Linked DNA regions of Mus musculus: region 2 is linked to region 1. The links are chromatin loops, found by intact Hi-C in ENCODE. Cell type or tissue: left cerebral cortex. All regions are shown on one strand. Links, peaks and the distances in the headings refer to the core of each region. The heading gives the core; the rest is flanking DNA. Region 1 overlaps Fam117b (family with sequence similarity 117, member B). Region 2 holds the start of Fam117b (family with sequence similarity 117, member B).

The links. A loop is a pair of places that touch in the nucleus more often than their neighbours do. Peaks named below come from ENCODE experiments on the same cell type or tissue, not always from the same donor. Only the 100,000 strongest peaks of a DNase experiment are listed, where the experiment ranks them.
Region 2: a loop joins it to region 1, with 2.1 times the contacts of the local background. A loop is called at or near these places in 1 of 42 quality-filtered maps.

What each region holds. Positions count from the first base shown.
Region 1 is chr1:59,978,552-59,990,293 of GRCm38, forward strand. It overlaps Fam117b (family with sequence similarity 117, member B), which reads left to right. Exons shown (of 8, transcript NM_001037725.3): 8 at 2,858-6,797. The coding sequence ends at 3,176. Ica1l (islet cell autoantigen 1-like) reads right to left here. Exons shown (of 11, transcript NM_027407.4): 11 at 10,517-11,742. Among named protein-coding and RNA genes, the nearest start is that of Ica1l, 59 kb to the right of the region's middle. In left cerebral cortex, for the core only: no CTCF peak of the experiment used is centred there; a DNase peak (open chromatin) is centred at 9,292; H3K27ac peaks cover 543 bases.
Region 2 is chr1:59,902,833-59,914,574 of GRCm38, forward strand. Fam117b (family with sequence similarity 117, member B) reads left to right here and starts at 10,174. Exons shown (of 8, transcript NM_001037725.3): 1 at 10,174-10,920. The coding sequence starts at 10,332. In left cerebral cortex, for the core only: a CTCF peak has its summit at 6,725 (motif pointing left); no DNase peak of the experiment used is centred there.

The sequences.
Region 1 (11,742 bases), core at 6,297-11,296:
GTTTTCTTGAGAATGAGCATTCTGACTAGAGTCAAATAGAATCTCAGTGTATTTTTGATTACCATTTCCATGATGGCTTTTACATTTCTGTCATTTAAAAAATGCTCCTCAGCACTGCCCCTCCCCTTTCAAGTCCCCTTCTTCTTCTTCTTCTTTTTTTTTTTACTTTTTGTAGTGTGGAAATGCAAGCTTCATTCTGGGAGCCATATATCTTAAGCCATTTATTTCTTTTAAACCAGACACAGCACAAATATCCCTAGCCTTGTCAAATAATTTTAAATAAGGTGACATCAGGCAAATAAATTAATGACAAACCTAGTCCTTTGTGATAGGGATATAGCTTAGTAGGATGCTTGCCAAGTGTGAAGGAAGCCCTGGGTGTAAGTCTCAGTACCCCGCAAGACAGGCATGGTAAGCCACGTCTGTAATCCCAGTACTCAGTGGGAGCAGAAAGATCAGAAGTTCAAGGTTAAAAAAAAGTCTTTATTTAGATGGAGGTATAAAAACTTAACATCTCTAATAAACCTGTCTTCAGATTTAAACATTATTTTATTATAGAGAGGTTAACATTGACTTTCTTATAAGTGAGAGTCTAGAAAAAATTGAGTATGATTCTTTTCATAAAACACCCAGAAACATTTGTGAGAGATACTGCCAGTACTTGACCTGTTCTTCCCATTGATTTAAATAAACGCTGTTTTCCTCTGTTCTTTGCCTGTACTGCAGTCTTTGGGGTGTTCAGTGCCAGTGGAGTCTGAACCCAGCATCGTTAGGAACACACACATTGTTGGAGCCCCGTCACCAAGTCTGTTATTTACTTCTTTAAAGCTGGCTCACAGGTTTGAGGAGACCTTCCTTTTTTCAGATTCTTGGCTCTATCACAGGTTAGCTCTCCCCCATGTTGCATCTAAACCTTTACAAACCTTAATTTACCATGTTTGTCAGACTCTCCTGCAGGTCACCTGTGCTAGGTACAGTCTTTCAGTCAAGATATGGGTTCCCTTGTCTAAGTAACATTTTAAACCCATAAATCATATCAGATTATAAAGGAAACTGATTATATTGAAATGGGTTTGTCTGTAGAGCCTCCCCTCCCAAGAACTCTTTAGTGTCGTGTCTGCTCGTAGAGAGATTGAACTTTGTTCTTAGAATCTCCTGCAGCTTGGCACACTGACATCTTTACTGAACTCAGTTGTCTTTGGGAGAGATGTGAATGACCAATGATTGATTCTATATACACAGTGTGCAAACATGCAGGTGCATGGGTGAGTGTGCCACAGTGTGTGTGGAGACCAGAGGACAGCTAGGGAAGTTGGCTCTCCTCTGTCATTTGGATTCTAGGAGTTGAACTCAACTTCCAAGCTTGGCAACAATCACCTATATCCATCTTGCAGAGGAAAACAATATTTTTATCATCTGATAACAGGGTTTTTTTTTTTTTTCATCGAAGTTGTCTTCTCACCTTGATTTTATTTTAATTTTGTGACATTACTATGTTATTTGTAATTTTTAAATTTTCATGGAATACCACTAAGAACAAAAATGTTTTGGGATAGTTTTGGAAGGTTTTGGCAACAGGGAAGAAGTTTGCTTTGGAAAAAACTTTGAAGACTAAATTACAACTTGGTGGTTAAAATTCCTGGGTGGGTTCTATAAGGAACAGAATCAGCTCAGGACCCCAAGACCAAGTTCTCAGCAATTTTAGTTTGCCCCAGAGAAGACAGAGAGTAGAGAATAAGAGACAGAAGATAGAGGACGAGGGAGAGAGGAAGGGAACAAGAGGGAGAAGGGGTGGTTGTCCTAGAGGAAAAGGACTGTCTCTGGAGAGAGAGGGGACAGCAGTTTACACAAGTTCAAGGGAAACCCCAAAGTAGGATGAGAAATTTCTTTTTAATTGAGCATATTAATTAAGTGAGCCAAAGGAGGCTTTTGCTTGCTGCACCTTGATAGTCAGCTTCAGGAGGAGGAAGTGGCCAAATAAGGGAAAGACCTGGGTGGCTAGCTTTAGGAATATACTCTCAACGGTGGAAAATGGGCTAGAAAGGCAAGGCCTGCCAAACCATGCTCAATACACTGGAGCTGGCCAAAGTCTGCTCAGGTTCCATTCCCTCCATCACAGAAAAACTAAAGCAACCCAACAAGCTTTCCATTATTTTGCTTTCACATTTACCTTTCATTTCTCTGAAAATCTCTATAATTGATGTAGAAATTTTTACTTATACTAGATAAAACTGGATGTGGAAGTGCATGTTTTAGTTTAAGCTGGGTGCTGTAGAGGCAGAGGCAGTGGATCTCCGTGAGTTCAAAGTCAGCCTGGTGTACATAGCAAGCTCAGGACAGCCACGGCTGAATAGTAAGAACCTTTCTTGAACAAAACAAAACATAGCAAAAAAAGAAAACAAAACCCAAAACAAACAAGTAAAGAATACATGAAAAGAAAGCCTTTGCTTATCAGGGCATAGTCCTGTAGGGTGGAATTTAGCAAAAACAGAACCAGACGATTTATATAGTCCATTGTTTTGTCTTCTCCCTTCATAAAAAATCATGTTGGAAACATATTTGTCTCTATGCATGTGGATTTTCTTTTGCTTTAGGATATCCATATTCCTATTGGCTATCTTAGATCCTATTAAATGAAGTGGTGTCAGCCTGACCTCTGCTTAGTGACAGGGCCCTCGAAGGGAGTGCCTGACAACACTGAGTCAGATATCTGGTAATATTTAGGTCCTTTGAGGTTGGCATTTCTGACAGATTCAGTTGTCCTTATATATCTTTTATTGACTTATTTTCTCTAATGATAAGTTTATTTCCAGTATTGAGTGACTTAACAAGAGTGGGTTGTCTGTTTTGTATGCAGGCCAAAACAACTTCATGAGATTCCAGCCTTTTACTGTCCTGACAAAAACAAGGTGAATTTCATTCCTAAAAGTGGCTCTGCTTTCTGCCTCGTGAGTATCCTCAAACCACTTCTCCCTACACCAGATCTTACTCTCAAGGGCTCTGGTCACAGCCTGACCGTCACCACTGGCATGACCACCACTTTGCTCCAGCCCATCTCTATGGCCTCCCTGTCTACAAACACAGAGCAAGAGCGGGTATCTCGAGGAACCAGTACAGTCCTGCCATCCGCCTCCCTCCATGCACCACCAGAACCCATTGAGGAAGCTGAAGGATAGGGCTCAGCTCAAGCAATGGGTGCTGGGAGCTAAGAACCCTGCAGATCACGTGACTGTGGTATCATGTGGTATCCTGTCCTCCCGGTTGGCTGTGAAGTGCTTTGGCTTTCCAGTGAGGTGTGACAGCAAGGCTCCTGGAAGAACTAGTGGTCCTCTGAGTGTTCTGCCCTGCGCATGAAGGCCACAGACGTGCTTCACCTGCTTGGCCTTGAAGCACTAGCTGAAACCTGAAAGGTCTCTTCTTTACTTTTGGAGGAACAAAAATCACATTTTCATTTGTTTCAAATTAGACTTGTTTAAAAACAAAATACAAAACCGGATCCCTGCAAACATGATTTCTGAAGGGAGATGTGATCGATGCTGCAAGAAAATCATCTTTTATATGAAAACGACTATTTTATAATACCAATGTCACATTTTCTGAAAGTAACAAACAAGATGTTCCAATGATCCTTTGGTGGCCTCTGTTTCTTGTTTCCTTTTTCTAGATATTGCTTTTCTCGGCTGTTTTCAGCTTTGGGACCAAAGGGATTGTTGACATTTCCCCAGCAATGTCAATCTCATGACTGTTCTTCTCCCAAGTAAGAATTGATAGGTAATGCATTGAACCAAGTATATATAAAAAGATAAAAAGCAATATTTGTACATTATGTGATTTATGTTTTTTTGATGTCAACAGTTTGTGATTTGAGTGAAGTATTTGTAAACTGCTGTTTTCTGCACTATTCCTGTTCACACTTCATCGTGTGGTCAGTCAGTGTGAAGACAGGTTGCTTTAACAGTCAGTGAGCCAAAAGAAACTCTCAAGTGTGGATTGTTAGCTAGGAGTATGGAGCTCTCTGGTCTTCTGTGAGCTGTGTGTCCCGTGATTGCCCTTCCTCGCCGCTGTCAGTCTGACTTTGATCATCACTGTATCATATAGCCCCAAGAGACCCTGAAAAGGCTGTGCATGGATCCCCCCTCTGCTTCCGTGGTGGTGTTGTCTTGTGGATTTGGTCAGGGTTAGTAGTTTGCCAGGAGTGTGATCCTTTGAGTAGCAATCGGGAGCTGCAGAATCTTGAGAACTGACTTTTTCTTCATGTGTTGGCGCTGTGATTTGCTACTTACAGATTTTGCTAGTTTCTTCTCCAACATTCCACACACTGGGGGAAAGAGAAGAGGATTAGAGCTTAGAAAACAGGTACCTTTGGAACGTCTATACAGTTTTGGATTCGAGCTCATCTGATAACCATTGCCAGTATCACATGACAGTATTTAATTTCTAGGTGTGTGATAATAAAATTAAGGAGCTGCTCTTTAGAAATGAATTCCATCAGTGTTGGTAAACATTGTTTTAATATATTCTAACTTATGCTGCTGTGTACAACAGGTAGATGGCAAACCCTGCATGAGAGGGCCACAATTTTGAAGGCGAATTCCATCCACTGGTCCAGTCATTCCATCATGAGAAACCAAGAGGTAGCAGTACATCTTGGCAAGCTGTTTGTCACCTTAGAATGCCTAGACAGTTTAAAATGGGCTCTGCTTAATTTTAAGGAAGGATATTTAGGTTAATTGGATAAATTCAGACATCTAAGTAAAATCCATCAGTTTTTGGTTGGAAAAACTGATACATTTTGGTACTTTTTTTTACCCAAATCTTAACTTCCTGGGAACTAGTAAAGCATAGCTCCTTAGTCAGTAAAAGCCTCGGGTTTTGGAGTGTAGGCTTTTTGGTTGGTGGTTGGGTTTTGTTTCTCAGTTTAGGGTTTTTTTGTACCTTGATTTTTCGCCTTGTCAGGCCTTTTGACTTTACCATTTTACCAATATCAGAAGTACAGAAGAAAGGCAGCTGGCAGTCTGTTGAGTTGATCTGAAGGGAGAAGGAGACATTTAAAAGCAAGGGTTCTTGTTTTGTTTGTTTTTGAGATGGCTTTTATTATGTAGACCAGGCTGGCCTGGCACTCAGATGCCCCTCCCAAGTGCTGGGATTAAGGGCATGTGCCACCACACCATGCTTGTCTTCTTTTTAATTCTGTGGGTTTTCCCCACTTGAATGCTGTTAATTGATGTTCTTTTTCCTTTATCTTATACCATCTCATCTCTCGATTTACAAATAGAGTTTACTCTGTAATAGATTTTTCCCTTTTCTGTTATACTTGTTTGGCAGATTGACACCTCTGCCTTTACATCTATCCTTGAAGTAACAGAGAGGGACAGGTTTCAGGTCAGCATCTGCTCCTAGAAGTAGAACTTTAGTTTGAGGTTTGGTTGGAAGAAGATTGTGAATTTGCAAATAAATGAATTATAAGGTGACCAAACATTCCTGAGATCTAAAGAAAAACAAAAAAGGTCTATGTCCAAAAAGAAAACTGCCTGGGCCAAAGGGCTAATTTTTAAGCATATGAGCTTTATTGCAGTCTTAACATATATTAACCGTAGATCCACCTAGCTGTTTTATTTAACTCTTAATTCCCAGGGGCTTGGTTTTAAAAGTGGGTCTACTCTTAGTAGAGTGGGCATGATTACATTGACAAGCCACACTCCATAATTAGGTTATTCTGTAGAAACTGTACAGCGGTAGAGTAGTTTCAATGCAAATACAGTTTTTTTCCAGTGCTGGGGATCAAACCCAGGGCCTCATGCATGCTGAGCAAGTGCTGTGTCGCTGGCTTATTTCCCCAGCTCCTAATTTAAAACTTTAATTAAAAAAATTTTGTTCCATTGCAGTAAAAGTGGGTGGCATGTATTTTTTGGCTAAGGGTGCTGTTCCCTGGTTCCTGGCCCATCTTAGTTATACTTGACCCTCAAGCAGTTTCCTCCCTGCAGTGATTATTGCTTCTGACACGGTAAGTCTGTTACTTATCACTGGTTTATGGGCAGTTGTGTTTAAAAAACTAGTAGTTTTGCTTTCTTTGGTTAAATATGGTATGAATGTCAATTTTTTTTCCTATACCAGATCCTTCATTTTGTTTACAGTGTTTCTTACTTAGACCTAGGACCATAACCAAATCTGCCTCTCTATAGATACTGTTGCTAATTGGAGTGTATCTGGCAACAGAGAAAGGCTGCTTTTTATTTTTATTTTTTAATGTTTTGATTAAAGAAACAGTTAGCTTTTCCTAGGAGAAGGTCTAAACACAGTGGCCCCATGGAGAGCTTTCTCTGTCTGGGATTGAACTGAGATCCTGAGGTTTTCTTTTAGGAAACTAAAGTAAACTTGCCATTACTAAATTTGTAAAGTTGAGATTCACTCCTTAATGCTGGTGTGGGGGGTGTCAAACTGGACCAATGGAAATGCTGGATTTGCTAAATAAAGCCAAGATGCATAGCCCTGCACTTTAAGGTTTCTGGTTGCTCTGCCTTCATTAGTGACCCTGCAGAGTGGCTCTGAACAGTACTTTGTTTATACAGTCCTGTTGGAGATATATAATTTATGTTTTTTAAACAGTGCATCTTTGTCTCTGTTGATGTAAATTTTTTAATGCAATTTTTTAAAGTTACAACAAAATTCTCCCCCAAAAACAGCATTTCCAGTGATGATAAGTATTGTTGTGGACTGTGTCCCTGAACCTGAGCACTTACTGCTTTGTCACAGGGAATAGAACTTCCTATGTTCAAATAAAGTCTGTTGTTCTTGAGTCTTTCTTTCTCTGTGTGTTTTTATGAATGTCACTGCAAACTCACAGTTCACTTATTTTTAGGCATTTCTAGCCCTGTGTAGCTTATGTATAGTTTATTCTCTTACAAGGCTGTTCTTGGCCACCCCTGACTGCCTTAGAACTGAGTGTAGCCTATCCTTATAAGTACACAGCAGACATGGACACACAAACGCACACTGACAGGGATTCACTCATAAGTAATCCATGAATCCCTTGTTTGTTAGAGATTATTAAGCTGGGGAAATGAGTGTTCTGTATTACATGGAGAAGGTTTTTTTTGTTTTTAAAATTATTGCAAGATTGTTTGGTCTCGGGTGTTGAGTCTATATGAACTAGAGCTGGCCAGATCAGCCCTGTGAAGATCATGTAACCACCTAGGAAGAGGAGCCCTGCTTAATAAGTGAGAGGAGCTTGATCCTCTCATTTGTTAACATTATTAAAGTCTATTTTTGAGCCGGGCATGGTGGCATACCACATTCCCAGCACGTGAAAGAATAAGAGGATTACAAATTTAGGGTCAGCCTGGGTTATGTTGTAGGATTGTTTCAAAAGATAAATAAGCTGGAGAGAGAACGCAGTTTTTAAGAGCACTGGATTCAGTTCCCACCCCCAAATGGTGTGGCTTCTATACTAACACCTCATAAACCTGTTACCGACCTCTTACTAAATGTCCCATTCTGCCAGCCATATTGAGGCATACCTTTAGTCCCAGCACTGTAGAGGCAGACGCAGGAGGAAAACAAGCTAAGTACAAAACAAACCCAGGTCTTTGCACACACCACACACACTACCGTTTGCCTGCCACACTTACCTAACACACCTGCTTCTCTTCTGAGACAGCCCTTTACTAAATTGCCCAAGCTAGCCTCAAACTCAAGATCCTCCTGCTTCAGCTTCTTGAGTGTTTGAGATTACAAATGTATACTATCACACCCAAGTTACTAGACCAATGAATAGCCTTTGTAACTCTTTGGTTCAGTGGTTTTAAACCATGGTCTAGTCTTGAATTAAATAAGTCTACCTGGCAGAATAGAAAACAAGTTTTCTCCCAAGGAGACTAGTTGTGTGTGGTTTTTTGTTTGTTTCCTCCAGATGGAGCTCTGGCTTTGTGCATGCTAGCGGGGCCGGTGGGGGGGGGGGGGCTGTCCACCATCTCAAAACTGTTAGAGATACACAGCAGGGTATAGTGTAAAATTGTTTCTTACTGAGGGTTATGATAAAAATTAAGCAAGAACTACTGCATTAGATACAAATTAAATGTATATTTGTGGGGGGGGGGGTTAATGATGCTAAAAGCATTTAAATGGGGTTTAGTCCCTGATCATCACAACAGAAAGCAAACAGGCATGGTGCTGGAGCAGTAGCTAAGAGATCTACAGGCAGCAGACAGAGGAACATTGGACTTCACATGACCTTGTGAAACCTTAAAGCCTGCTCCCAGTGACACACCTCCTAATCCTTCCCAAACAGTTCTACTGTATGGTGACTAAGCATTTAAGTATATGAACCTAATGCAGGCCATTCTCATTCAGATCACAGTTGGTTTGATTTGAAACATATTGTAAAAGATTTGTCATGAATGCTGAGACATAAAAAAACTAGTGTTTGTCTCAGCCTGTCTGAAGTAGCCTTGCTAGAAAGGGTGCAGGTGGTCTGCAGGGAAACAACCCTGCATTGGCACATTTTGTGTGGTAAGTTCTATCATTGCTGCTTAGTGGTCATTGACTTGGAACCAAACATGTACAACTAGAGCTGCTGTCACCTAAGTGGTACAAGGGAACTGCAGGTCAACACCTTGCTTTGGTTTTGTTTGTTTTGTTTTGTTTTGTTTTATTTTATTTTATTTTATTTTTTGTCAGGTAAGTGTGTTTAATCGTAAGAAAGCTAAAAAGGGAGGAATCCATCTTAGAAATGGTCTGAAGTTCATTTTGGCTTCTCAGGTATAAAGTAGTCAAAGCTTGTAGCTGAGAACGTGTTTACCAACTCCAGATCAGTTGCCAGGCAGTATCTGTTACATCACATTCCTTATGGTCTCCCAAGAAACAAGAAACTGTCTTACAGATAACAAAATTGGAATAAGTAACCAATTCAAGTCCTATCTGGGAAATGTCAGTGTGTTTTTCTGTGTCTTGTCTCCGGAATGGGTTCTGGACCATGCAGCCTTGCATTCCTACCCTGCACCAACAGGGTTGATACATCATCTGATTGTCTGTCACTGAGCCTTGTTCTCCTTGTGGACACAGCTCCTGGTAGCCTGGTTCAGAGGCCCAAAGAAAGGGCACCACAGATACCAACTAGTTTATGACATAAGTTGGTGACTATTTTTAATCTTGCTATGTCCACAGAAATGAGAAACATTGCCTTTTAGAGAATCTGAAATTCAGTCACATTTCTTTTCCTTTACTTATTGAGATACTTAACAGTGGTGCTTGTTAACGCCTTGAGCATGCTAGACTCTTGGCTGCATCCCCAGTCTCAGCGTGGTTAAAATCTCTGCTTGCTGTGTTATAAGAAGACAGTAGAATGGATTTTGTGTGTGTGTGGGTGTGTATTGGTGTGCCTAACAGGGTAAAGGCATGAATAATTTCTTTTCTCCCTTTTTTTAAAGAGTATTTTTTGTTTTAGATGAGTAAGAGTTGCTTACAAGAGCAATTGTGAGCCTTGCAGTTGCTGAGAACTGAACCTGGGATCTACAGGAGTTAACTGTAGCTTTCAACCTGAGTCATCTCTCCAGCTGTTTTGGTTTTTTGGCTTTTCTTTTCGTTTGACTTGTCTGGGAAATGGTCATACTGTGTACCGCAGGCTGGCCTTAAACTCACAGAGATCTTCTTGCCTCTGCCTCCTAAGTGCTGGGATAAAAGGTCTGTACTACCACACCTGGCCTTTTTTAGAGGGTATTACTTTGAAACTCAATAAAGTGATTCTCAAGAAGAGACAGGAAAGCCATAGGGCAAAGTTCACTAGAACCAGTGCAGGCATTGTCCCCTGAGGGGAGGTTGAATGGAAAAGAGTACCACAGGTCTGGACAAGCATGTAGGGACTGAGAGCTGGCACCCAAGCACATGTGAAGTAGGCAAAATGGGATGTGAACCCCTACCTCTTACCTATGCATTTCAACTTTTCTAGGTCATGGAAGAGAGTAGGAAAGGACCACACTGGTGTACCTAGCTAGTGGGAAGTTTTAAATGTACAAAATGTAAAAATAAACACTTAAAATCCTGTTACTCGTAGGCAGACCTTTTGATTTTTGATTTTGTATTTACTCTGGGCAGTAGTTCACTAAGTGGAGAATATGGTGTTGACTAAATACCAAAGACAGAGCTCAGTGGCAGATCTCCCTGTAGCTAGAATTGGAGGCAGTTGTGAGTTGCCTAATGTGGACCTGGGGGCCACATGTAAATAGAACTTAGATTGTTCTGCAAGAGTAGCCAGCCACCAGTCAATTTTTGAGATGGTGTCTCTCACTGAGCCTAGAGCTGTTTGGACTGGCTAGCCAGCCCCGAATATTTGCCCATCTCTACATCCAGTTCCTGGGGTGACAGGCAGGTCTTAGGTTTACACAGGTACTTCACCCAGTGAGCCCAGCTAGGCTTTGGGGTGTTTTCATCACCTTGTCTTAGATTCCTTGACTGTGGTCCAGAGGTAAATCTCAAAAATAGGAAAAGAGTTGTATTTAGATTGAACACTTTAGAGAACACATTGCTTTATGCTATCTGTAGTCTTTATTATAGATGCTCAAGAGAGAGCAAGAGCACACTTAAGTTACCATCTTAATGCTGTAAGCTCTGTATATTTCTAGACCTATGAGATAGGAAGGATGAGATAAATATCCAGAACAATAGGTAATGTGAAGTGAATATTCAAAGTGGAAATTCCTTTCGATGTGTAAATAATGAAATCTAATTTTTTGAAATACAATTTGTTTCTAATGATATTAGAGCTATATTGTATAATTAAAATCTCAGAAAATACAAATTACACATGATAGCATAGCCTTCCATTCTTGCATCTCTTGAGAAGAAGACAGGTGGCTTGCTGGAGCTTGTCTAACTTTGTGTGAAGTGCTATCTGGGATAAAATAAAGTAGGATATAGGTGTTTCCCCGCTCAGTATAAAAGATACCCACTTTGAGAAAGTTGTTCCTAGGATAATGTGTGCCTTCCCAGCATCTGTCTTTCTGGTAAGTGCTCTGACTGTATTCTCACAACTGTGAACTAACTCACTGGAAGAACACCCTCACAAAGAAGAGTAGCACAGACGACCTAAGCTATCATTTCTTGAGGTTGATGGCAGTGGTTGCACTGGCACTAGCCTTAGACTGTGACTCGTAATAGTAATCCTGGTGATAAATCTTGGCAACACAATGAAAGTACCGTGTACTGGAAATTTTAACTCAACAGACAGAAAGTGCTTCTGAAGAGATAATAGTTCATTAAGGCTAAGATATTCAGGAACAAGTCTGAATTTGTTTTTGACCCTCAAGTGAATCTGCAGCCCATGCACCAGTGACCTGAAACTGGCTTTCTAGAGACCGCAGGGGCAGTTCACAGGGTTAGGCCAGGTTGCTGGGCGTGTGGAGTGGATAGCATTCACCCACTCTGGTTTACTCCTTAAAAATAGCTCACTATATATTCCATGACTTGGACATTACATGTAATTTCAATCTGAATCAACCTGCTAATAACTAGAAGCCCATAAAAACCACAGTAAACAACTTAATTAAAATGTCCCTTGTGGGACATCAGCCACAATGGCCTGGATGACCGAACACGTGGGAAACCACCCCTGACTTAAAGGGTGGACAAGAAAGGACAGGAAGTGAGAGAGCGGCAATCCATGAGCCGATTTCCAGCTCACCCAACTGCCACTGCCTTCCCTCCAAACTATGTCCTCTGCCAGTAGCTTTTGCTTAGCAATCAGAAGGC
Region 2 (11,742 bases), core at 3,860-8,859, 78 kb before region 1:
AGAAGCGAAGGGAAATGTGGGCTGACAGCTGTGCAGACGTCCTGGAACATGGGTGGGGAGGCTCCAGTAGGATGCCTTGAGGAAAAAACAAACCACTAATCATTTTCAGGAGGTTCAACAATTCTTTGAGGGATTTTGAGGGCAATAAAAACAAAGCAAATTTCTATTTTTAAAAATTAACTATTTTTTTCCCTTTTCCTTTTCCCCTGTGATTGAGGAGGACATAATCTGTGTGAGTGAGTGTGTGTGTTGCATGCATACACATGAGTGAGGTTACTTGTGGAGATCCATAGGACAGCCAGAGTTACAGATGATTGTGAACCAACCAAAGTGCGTGCTGGAGATGATCTGGTCCTCCACAAGAGCGGCCCATGCTTGTATGGCTGGGCCATCTTTCCAACCTCTAGCTTGGATTTACTTTCTGAAGCTGTGTACATACAGCTTTTTCTTTTATTTTCTGAATTTAATTTAATTGATGTGTGTATGATGTACTAGTGCCTGCAGAAGCCTGAAGTTGAAGCCACTGGTTGTTGTGAGGGGCCTCACACAGGTGCTGGGAATCTAACTCATGTCCAGTGAAAGAGCAGGATGGGGCTGGAGAAATGGCTCAGAGATTAAGAGCACTGACTGCTCTTCCAGAGGTCCTGAGTTCAAATCCCAGCAACTACATGGTGGCTCACAACCATCTCATAATGAGATCCGATGCCCTCCTCTGGGGTGTCTGAAGACAACTACAGTGTACTTACACATAATGAATGAAGAAATCTTTGGTCCAGAGTGAGCAGGGCTGGAGAGAGAAGAAAAAGTGTCTGAAGACAGCTATAGTGTATTTACATATAATAAATAAATAAATCTTTAAACAAAAGAAAAGCCGGGCGTGGTGGCGCACACCTTTAATCCCAGTACTCAGGAGGCAGAGGCAGGCGGATTTCTGAGTTCGAGGCCAGCCTGGTCTACAAAGTGAGCTCCAGGACAGCCAGGGCTATACAGAGAAACCCTGTCTTGAAAAACCAAAAAAAAAAAAAAAAGAAAAGAAAAAAGAAAGAGTAAGATGTGCTCCTAAACATTGAGCCATCTCTCCAGCCCAGCTTTTTTCTTCTTAAGTAGAAAATCTTGTAATTATTCTTTAACAATTTCATTCCTGTAAACAATATATCTTTACCAATTTCTCATTCACACTCCCCCAGGAACCTCTAACACATTCTATATTCCCAGGCCCAAATCAACCTTTTAACAGAGTTAGGTCTTCTTTTTATTTGAAGACACCCTCTTGTTCCTTATCCTGTCCACCTCCAGAACACAGCACTGTAAAGGCAACAAAGTGCTGTCTTGCAAGATCTGGAAAGGCCTTTTAGCATGTTTGGGCTGGGTCTTTTAGAGAAATAAAAATAGGAAGCAGTTTTAAGTGCTTACCCTCACTTGTTCTGAACCTAGTTCCTTTGCTGTGCCTTCCATCTTCCTTCCAGAATAGGTACAAAATGTCTCGAGCAGGAGAGGCTCTGTTGAGAATGAAACATCTCTCTAGAACTAAACCACCAACCAAAGAGTGCACAGGGAGGGCTCCATGGCTCCAGATACATATGTAGCAGAGGATGGCCTAATGTGGCATCAGTGGGAAGGGAACTCCTTGGTCCTGTGGAGGCTTGATGCCCCAGTGTAGGGGGAAACTAGGGCTGTGAGGTGGGAGTGGGTGAGTGGGTGGAGGAGCACCCTCATAGAGGAAAAGGAGAGGGGGGAGGGGAGGAGATGGAGGGTTTGTGGAGAGGTGACCGGGAAGGAGATATCATTTGAAATGTAAAGGAATAAATGATTAATAAAAAAGAAAGAAAAAAGGAAAGTTTCTCTAGAATGAAGGATGCAGTGAGAGTCAAAAAGTCAAATTCTAGTTTGAGGTGAGCGAGGTCCTCTCCTCCCCAAGAGATATTCTGCCTATCGCAGAGTTACGCCCCCACCCCTGGTTCCTTTATTTATGCCACAAGGTGGTCATGCGCTTGTCTTATCAAGTTTTTAAAAGTGGTTTGCTGAATTGAGGTTCCAGCTTGTGGTTTAAAAAAAAAAAAGCAATTTGGTTTTAGATTCTAAAAGTTGTAGGTGCTGCAGTGAGTGATGTTTGCTAAGCCGTTCATTCCATTTTCGGGAAACTGAGTCCCAGCCACATACCATGTGCTGGGCATGAGGGGTGGATCTGAAATAAGCAGACCAGAGCTTACAGTGTACATTTTTGGCACTGAGTATGTGTTGAGCAGTGTGCTGAGGCAAGACAGTTGCAATCTCTAGTATGTTGCTCACAGTGCTTCAAATAGTGTGCCTAGATTCATATCCTTGGCCTGACATCTCTGAATGGGAGGTTGTTTGTTTGTTTGTTTGTTTGGGAGACAGAAATTCTCTGTGTAACTCTGGCTGTCCTGGAACTCAGTCACTGTGTAGACCAGACTGGTCTTGAACTCAGAGATGCTCCTGCCTCTGCCTCCCAAGTACTGGAATTACAGGTGTGTCCTACCAACAGCCGGCACTGAGTCTGAGTTTTATCCCACTGTCTGTTTGCTCCTCTTGCTCTTCTACAAGCCAAGTGGATTCCCAGTATGAAAGCAACAGAAAAGTCACTGGTGATAAACACAAAACAGAAGTCTCGTTAATTCTCTCTGTGCCACACTTAGCTGGGAAGATTCAGCCTCTGGCTTCTGTTGTGATCAGGATTTGGTAGCAGAGATGCAGCCTGGTGAGGTCAGAGGGGGCGCTTTTAACAAAGGCATGGAGTTATTCAGAGAACAAAATGGATCCAGAGAGGAGTAGACCAAAGAAAGAGAATCCAGGTCCACATGTGACACAGGGGTTAATGTTTAAGAAGAAAGATTGGCAGGGCATGGTGGGGCACAGAGGCAGGCAAATCTTAGGCCAGCATGGTCTACAGAGCGAGTTACAAGACCTCTAGGGCTGTTACACAGAGAAAACCTGCCTGTAAAAAAACAAACAAATTAGAGTCTAGGTTGTGACAAGTAGGACTTGGAGATATGCATTGAGTCTTGTGCAAAGAAATACCCCTTTGTGTTCACACACTTCAGCAAATATCAGGTTGCTTTTTGTTTCTATTTTTGGTATCTGTTGTTGCTTTCCAATTAGACATTCTGCTCAGACAGGCGATAGATGGGGCCTAGCTTTATTCAAAATGAACTACAGTACTTAGAATACAATCTGATTTAAGTGGGGTGTTCTGGCATTCACCTGTAATCCCAGGACTCTGGTGGCTGAGTCAGTAGTTTGAAGGTACCAGGCTTGGCAGAGAGTGCAAAGGTTAAAGCACTTTCCATGCAAATGTGAGGGCTAGATGTTCCCAGAACCCATTTAAGTATTGGGTGAGTATGTTGACCTGCCTGTAATGCTAGAACTAAGAAAGCAGAGAAGAAGGATCCTAGCCTTATCAATGAGCTCCAGGTTCATGGAGAGGCACAGAAGAGACTCCCAGCACCAACCTCGTGCCTCTACACACATGTGCACAATGGGCCTGCACTTCTACATGCACATGCCCATATGTATGCAAACACACATGTCTACATACCATGTATATGTACACAGTTTTAAAAAGCCTAAAAGTTTGAAGCTAGCCTGGGTTACATAGTGAGTTTGAGCCCAACGTAGTCTACATAGCAAAACCCTGTCTCAAAAGACAAAACAGACAGATCAAAGGAATGAAACCTGAACCTCTTACCAGGGCATCCATGTTTCTCTCTCACATGCCTCTACCTTCCAAGTCTTACCTCTGAACCACCCTTGCCTTCTGGACACTGGCTTTATTTGGCTTCTTTAAACACATAGAGGTTTTCTTTTCTTGAGTCCAAATAGCTATTTTGTCTGGAATATTCTTTTATGATAGCTCTATCTTTTAGGTCTCATCTTAAAAGTCCTATCTTGAGAAAAGAGTTCTTGCCTAGTTTAGCTAGGTCTCCATTGTTCTCTTATGACGCTGTAATTTTCTTCATAGAATTTTGCCATGGGCAATAACTTACACATACGGTTGCATGTGCGTACACATGTGTGTTTTGTTTATTTGCTCATTGCTAGGTCCATGGAGCGTGTGGAGTTGCCCAGCACTATAGAGCCATTACATGCTCCACACACAGAAGGCTCACAATGAGTGTCGAGAGGGTTAATGAACTGAACATTGAGAGGGAACTCTGATTACTAAATAACCGTGTTGTTATGGCCACAGCAGGAACATGTGAATACAGGGAAGTGGATTTAAGGGGAGAAGAAGGCAACCTCCTGCCTCCTTGAATAAAAAAAATAAAGTAATTAAGACTGGAGCAGATGATGAGAGGAAGGAGTGGTTTCAAGCACAGGAAATAGTAAGTGTGAAAACTTGGGACGAGAGTGCCCAGAACTTAGGGAAATGAAAGAATGTCTGGGTGGCTGGAACCTACTGAGGAAGAGTTAGGTAGAGGAGGGCCGGAGAGATGTGGTAAGCCTCAGTAATTGGTAGGCTGTATCTGAAGGGAAACAGAAAGCTGTGCAGTAGAGGAAGGTGCTCTGGTGTGAGCGTTCTGTTTATTTTGTGGTGTTGGGTATGGAACCTGGAGTCTGAATATGTTGGGCAAACATGCTATCTCTGAGCCATCCATCTTCAGCCCCAAGTCTGTGTGTGTGTGTGTGTGCACGCGCGCGCGCATGTATGTGTGTGTGCATGTATGTGTGTGTTGTTATGCTCTGTAGATCAAATTAATGATCCTCTGCCTTTGTCTCCCTAGCTTTGGGATTGCAGGTTTGTACACAGCAAGCAGCTCAAATTCAGGTTTTAAAAGCCACGGTAACAAGCTGGTGTGGTGGCCTTTAATCACAGCACTTGGGGGACAGAGACAGATGCATGTCTGTGAGTTCAAGGTCAGACTGGTTTATACAATGAGTTCTTAAACAGTCAGAGCTACAAAATAGAGAGGCTCTGTCTCAAAACAAAAGGAAGCAGATGAACAATGTGTGTAGGTGGAGGGGATTAACTCTGGTGGGGAGGAGTAAGCTTGGAGAAGTGGGCACTTGGAAGAGTAGGGCATGGCAGAGACTATCCAGGAAGGGTGGAAGGGAACAGAGGCATGACTAAAAGGGGTGGAGTTTAGAGAATGTTCTTTTCACACGAGTTTCAGGACATCAGATGACAAGGTCGAGTGTTTTACTGGCTTTCCTGTAGGCTAGAGAACCTCTAAGAGTTTTGATTCAGACCAGTGAGTGTGATAACTGAGTAAGATGGAAGAGGAGCCATTTAGTGGCAGATGAGTGTCCAGGGGATGATGAATCATGTGGGGATCAGTTTGGAGATATAGACAAGATATATAAGGGATGCTGTACAGGCAGCTAAATAGGAAACCGTGTGGACTTCTAGGCACAGCTATTGTTGTCTAAAAGGACTGAAAGGCAAGATTGGCTCCTGAGGTACTTTCCCCTGTTTCTTTCTTTATAAAGATTTATTTATTTTATGTATGTGAATATACTATAGCTGTCATCAAAAAAAAAAAAAAAAAAAAAAAAACCAGAAGAGGGCATCAGATCTCATTACAGATGGTTGTGAGCCACCATGTGGTTGCTGGGAATTGAACTCAGGATCTCTAGAAGAGCAGTTAGTGCTCTTAACCACTGAGCCATCTCTCCAGGCTCGTGCTTTCCCTATTTCAATATCAGAGTGCACAAGCCATCAAAGGGACAAGGAAGTGCCTGAAAGACCTTGAGGATCTGAGGCAAACTAGCAGTTGGGTTTTAAGTAGAAAACACCAATTAAGCCGGGCGGTGGTGGCGGCGCACGACTTTAATCCCAGCATTTGGGAGGCAGAGGCAGGTGGATTTCTGAGTTTGAGGCCAGCCTGGTCTACAAAGTGAGTTCCAGGACAGCCAGGGCTATACAGAGAAACCCTGTCTCGAAAAAAACAAAACAAAACAAAACAAAAACAAAAAAACAAAAAAAAAAAAGAAAACACCAATTAGCAACTTAAGCTTTATGAATCCTCTTCCTAAATAGGAAATCAGCATCCCATATTTCTTGGAGAAAATAACACCTCTACAAATTCTATCTCAAAATGGTATTATTATTGTTATTATTATTATTTATTTTGAGATTGTGTTTCTATGTATATTCCTGGCTGTCCTAGAACTCACTCTGTAGATCAGGCTGGCCTCCAACTCCCAGAGATCCACCTGCCTCTGCTTCCTGAGCGCTGGGACTGACCGTGTGTGCCACTACCGTTCAGACGTGTCATGTATTTATTTTACTCTCTAGTATTTTATGTGCACAGTTTTGCATTATTGTAACTATAATGCACTTAAAATTTTAATTTTGTCTATTTTATTCCCCCCTTTTATTTATTTCTTCGATTTTAAAGTTGAAAGAGTTTGTGGTCATAATGAGCAATTTAGTGACTATATATATATATATATATATATATATATATATATATATATATATATATTCTGTTCAATCACATTTTAGAAATACTTGTAGAAGGATGGAGATGATTTTATTATAATTAAAGGAGCTTGAAAAAAAATAAAGAAAAAATAAGAGTCATAAAAACCCATTTTTGGGCTGGCAAGATGGCTCAGCGAGTAAGAGCACTGACTGCTCTCCCGGAGGTCCTGAGTTCAAATCTCAGCAACCACATGGTGACTCACAACCACCCATAGTGAGATCTGATGCCCTCTTCTGGTATATCTGAAGACAGCAACAGTGTACTTATGTATAATAAATAATTCTTTAAAAAAAACCAAACATTTTCTTGGGAATAGGAAACATGGTTCAGAGGTTAACAGAACTGGGTTCAATTCCCAGCACCCACATAGCAGCTAGGAAACATCTGTAACTCTATTTCCAGCACACCCAACACCCACTGCTTTCCGGTATCCATGAACACTGGATGCCCTGAAGCACAGGCAAATTACTCAGATATATATATTAAAAAATTTTAAATTTATAACTTCTTTCTTGTAAAGAGTTGAGCAGACCCAGAAGCAAATAAGTCTGTCAATAATTTTATCTTCTGAGGTTCGTGTGTTACTATTTTGCTGTGCTGGGATTGCCTCACACCTGGAAGAACCTCGAGTTCAAATACAGATAAATTCAAATGTGTTGCTTCTTGCCTAAAATTTCATAAGTCACATTTCAACCTTGGAAAGAATCATTTCCTGAGGGGCGTGGGGTTCAAGCAGAAGGGTGCTTATTTGCCTGATTCGCCTGATTCTTGACAAACAAGGCCACTCTTCAGAGAGGAGCCAGAGCACAAAGACTCCTACCTTACCTTGATGTATTGTTTGCCTTGATTCTTCAATGGACCAGGATGACAGCTAAGGATGCTTTTATTCATTTCCATTCACTTAAAAACAGAACCAAGCCCTGCGGTGGTGGTACACGCCTTTAATCCCAGCACTTGAGGCAGGCAGATTTCTGAGTTCGAGGCCAGCCTGGTCTACAAAGTGAGTTCCAGGACAGCCAGGGCTACACAGAGAAACCCTGTCTTGAAAAACCAAAAAAAAACAAAAAACAAAAAAAAACAAAAAAAACAACAACAACAACAACCAAAAAAAAAAAAACTAAACCAAAACAAACCAAACAAAACCAAACCAAACAAAACAAAAAAACCCCCCAGAACTACTCCAAGGCACCCAATGCTACAATTCTAACTATTTATGTTTTGATTGCTAAGATATTCTGATGATTACATAGTTTTTAATTTACAAGTAACTACAATAGCCTTTAGTATAAAGGCGGCTTCAATGACTAATACTGGTTCTCATTGAAAGTTCAGCTCTAGGTCTATGAATTAAGCAGGCAGGTTAAATGAGATAAAAGGGCTGTTTTGTTTTGTTTTGTTTTTTCATACCCATTGGATCTGTGATCCTGTGAGAAACACAGCTACAGGAAAACGTGAACAAAGGAGACATCAGTCAGTTTTGAGTTCCAACTGGCCATGGTGGCATAAATCTTAATTTTCTTTTCTTTCTTTCTTTCTTTCTTTCTTTCTTTCTTTCTTTCTTTCTTTCTTTCTTTTTATTTTATGTTGAGTACACTGTAGCTGTCTTCAGACACACCAGAAGGCATCAGATCCCTTAGAGATGGTTGTGAGCCACCATGTGGTTGCTGGGAATTGAACTCAGGACCTCTGGAAGAGCAGTCAGTGATCTTAACCGCTCAGCCATCTCTCCAGCCCTATAAAGCTTAATTTTCAAGTGGTGGAGAAAAGAGGGATCAGGGATCTAAGACTGTCCTCAGCTACATAGTGAGTTTCAGGCTAGTCTGAACTATATGGGACTCTACCTGTTTAAAAAAAAAAGGAACTAAGCAACTAGCTTCAGCAGACCATGTTTTAACTATGCAAACCATTTTAACTTTTGATCTAATACAGCTTATCTGATGAAAACAGTTTTTTAGCTTAAAAAAAGGAGGCCTTTAGGTCAGTAACAAACAAAACAAATTATCAGAGAGCCTAGGATACCAGAATATATTTCAAAAGGAAGCCATTGGCCATTTACACTTGAGTAAGACAGAAAGACTTAGTAACAGAATGTCTTTACTTTTCTGAGGTCTTTTCTGAGGTTTTGTCTGTTGGGATGCACACATATATGTACAATGATGAATGAATGAATGAATGAATGAATGGAGAGAGACTGCTAGAAAAGGAGTTCTGAGAACTTCCTGCACAGCCTCTTCTCATCAAATCCTTGGTTAATATTTAGAACTGTCTGTAGCAGATGGTATTGCTTAGCTGCACCTTACAAATAAGAAACTTGTTTATGGACATACCTGAGATCACAGGCTATGTGGGGGATCTGACTGTCTCCAGGACCCTAGGAACCTATCTAACAGCTTTCTACAGGAACCCAATAGGGCTTGAGGCCTAGAACCTGTTACCAGAACCACCACGCCTTGGTTAAGGGATCTTTTTAGAATGTATAGCTATTAAAGCCATAAAGGGATTAAGGATGCCACGTGCAGTCTGCATGTCGACTTTTTAATTGAAGAGGAACCCGCGTATTATGATTACTTTAGAATTTCTTGCCTTTCAGAGAGTTCTTATGAAAGCCATGGAGACTTATTTTCTCCACCAGACTAAACTATGAATGGTGGGCCAATGAAACGGCTCAGTCTGATGCATGAGTCTGATTCCCTGCACAGACATGTTAGAAAAGAACAGGCTGTCCTTTGACCTCTACATGCATGCACATGCTTATTCACAAACCAGATACATAAATGTAATAAATAAATAAATAAATAAATAAATAAATAAATAAATATGGGTGGTGCACCCAGTTCTGTCTCAAATAGAGAGGAGCAAGTGGAGGCCACAGCACTTTATAAACTTGCATCTTTCTAAGGTATAAGGGAACTGTAAAGTAACTGATTAAATAAATTCTTTATTACTTGAGATCTATAAGGGTGGGGGCTAGTAGCAACACTACTCGATAACTGAACTTCACAGATACCATCTAAAGTTGCATTCTAACCTGCAAATATAATCGTTCTGATATTTGAATCTTTGTAGCGCCAAAAAGAAAAGAGAAGAAAGATATAAAATACCCTAGAATTAAAGTTCTTTTATTTTAGAGCCCTGCTCATAGGTAGATGGAATTAGGGCAGAACAAAAAGATTGGGGGGCGGGGGTGAGGGGAGTCTCCAAAGAGATGTGCGTACGTGTTAACTTACAGACACCACTGCTGTAAGGAAATGAGTTTCAGAGGGAAAGAGTCGGTTCAGACCATCCCCGGGGACACCGTGGTCCCGTACAGTCCGTCCCTTTGGCCAAATTCCCGGAGTCCCAGGGGCTCCCTCCAGCGGGAAACAGGGACGCGCGTGGCCGGGCGCGCGCCTACACGTACACGCACGTGTACACACACACACACGCACGCACACACGTCCGCACACGCACGCAACCCCCCCTCACCCCCCACCCCCGCATCCCTCTACACAAGCCACAAGCGTTCCCTCCGCACCCCTCCTCCTGCCACGGCCGGTTTCCTCCGCCGCCCGACCCCTCGGGGGCGGGCCTCTTTCTCTTTAAAGAGCAGAAGCAGCCTCGGGAGCCGAGATGCGCGCAGCCAATCAGCGAGGCCGAGTGGCTCGAGCGCGCTGACGCTACACCAATGAGCGGCGGCAGGGGGCGGGGACAACGGAGGAGACACTATTGTTGATGAGGAGCCGCGGCGGCGGCTGCATCACCTCGTCGGTGCCCGTCGCTGCCCGCGCGCCCCCTGGTCCTGAAGTCAGGCTACGTCACCCGCTGGCTCAGGCCTTCCCTCGGGCCCCGAGCAGCCGGTCCCCGCCGCCCAGCACCCCCGGCCGCCGTCTCTGGGGCGGGGGGACCATGTCCCAGCGGGTGAGGCGCAATGGGTCTCCCACGCCCGCCGGCGCCCTCGCGGGTGGCGCGGTCGGCCCGCCCGGGGGCCCTGGGAGCCGCCTGCAGCCCATGAGGGCGACGGTGCCGTTCCAGCTGAAGCAGCAGCAGCAACATGGCAGCCCCACGCGGGGCGGCGGCGGCGGCGGCAACAACGGAGGCAACGGAGGCGCCTCAGGCCCCTCGGGCGGCGGCGGCAGTGGCGGCCCGCGCACCGCCTCACGCAGCACCAGCCCCACGCGCGGCGGCGGCGGCAGCGCGGCGGCGCGTACCAGCCCCACGGTGGCCACGCAGACGGGAGCGTCCGTGACGTCCACGCGCGGTACCAGCCCCACGCGCGGCACGGCGCCTGGGGCCCGAAGCAGTCCTCCGCGCCCGCAGCCGCCACCGCCCCTGCTGGGCACCGTGTCGTCGCCCAGTTCGTCGCCCACCCACCTGTGGCCGAGCGAGGTGATTGCGGCCCCACCCTCCGCCCGCGTCCGCCACCGGAGGAGGTCCCCAGAGCAGGGCCGACCCTCGGCGGAGAAGAGGAGCCCCAGCGCCCCGGTGTGCAAAGCAGGTACGTGGAGGACAGGGGTCCTGTGCCGCCGAGTGGGGACTGCAGCGCTCCGGTGGGGCGGGGCGGGGCGGGGCGGGGCGTGCGGTCCGCCACCCCTGCGTCTTGCCCGTGCGGGTCTCCGCCGTGGAGGTGCGGCCGCTAACCTTGGGCCTGGGCTCAATTTGTGGAAATCATAAACCCTGGGGTTTGGCCTTGCGTCGCTACTGCTGGGGCTGGTCCTGTCACTTTTGGTGACGCGGTTAATGCTTGCAAATAGCACTTGTGTGCTGCTTAGTGTTTCTGTTCCACAAAACAGTTTCGGATCTGGAGGACTGAATGCATCAGCAAAGGCGGATTTGGATCATTGAAGAGTTGTGAAGCTGGGAGCAGTTTTTGCATTTCGTAAGACTTAATGAGTAGCAAGAAGGGAGAAGTTAAGCAAGATTGCTTTGGGGTGTGTGCATAGGTCTATGTATGTGTTTACACATATACGTAAATGGTAGATAGCTAGCCTGAGGGTCTGAGTGTGTTTCTGAGATACTGGTTTTATTTCTCTTAGACTTATTCTTTGCTTCCCGCACCCCCCCCCCCCCAACACTCTCACTACCGCTGGCTGACCTGGAACTTGCAGTGTAGACCAGGCTGGCCTTGATCTGCCTGCCTCTGCCTTCCTAGTGCTGGGATTAAAGGCCTGCCCATTTTGTTTTGCTTTGGTTTTTTATGTTTATTTTTTATTTTTTGTTTGCGTTTTGAAACAGGCTCCCTGTAGCCTCATCTGGTCTGTAACTCACCATGTAGATAGGTTAGCCTCACCAACTGCCTCTGCCTTCTGAGTGCTGGAGT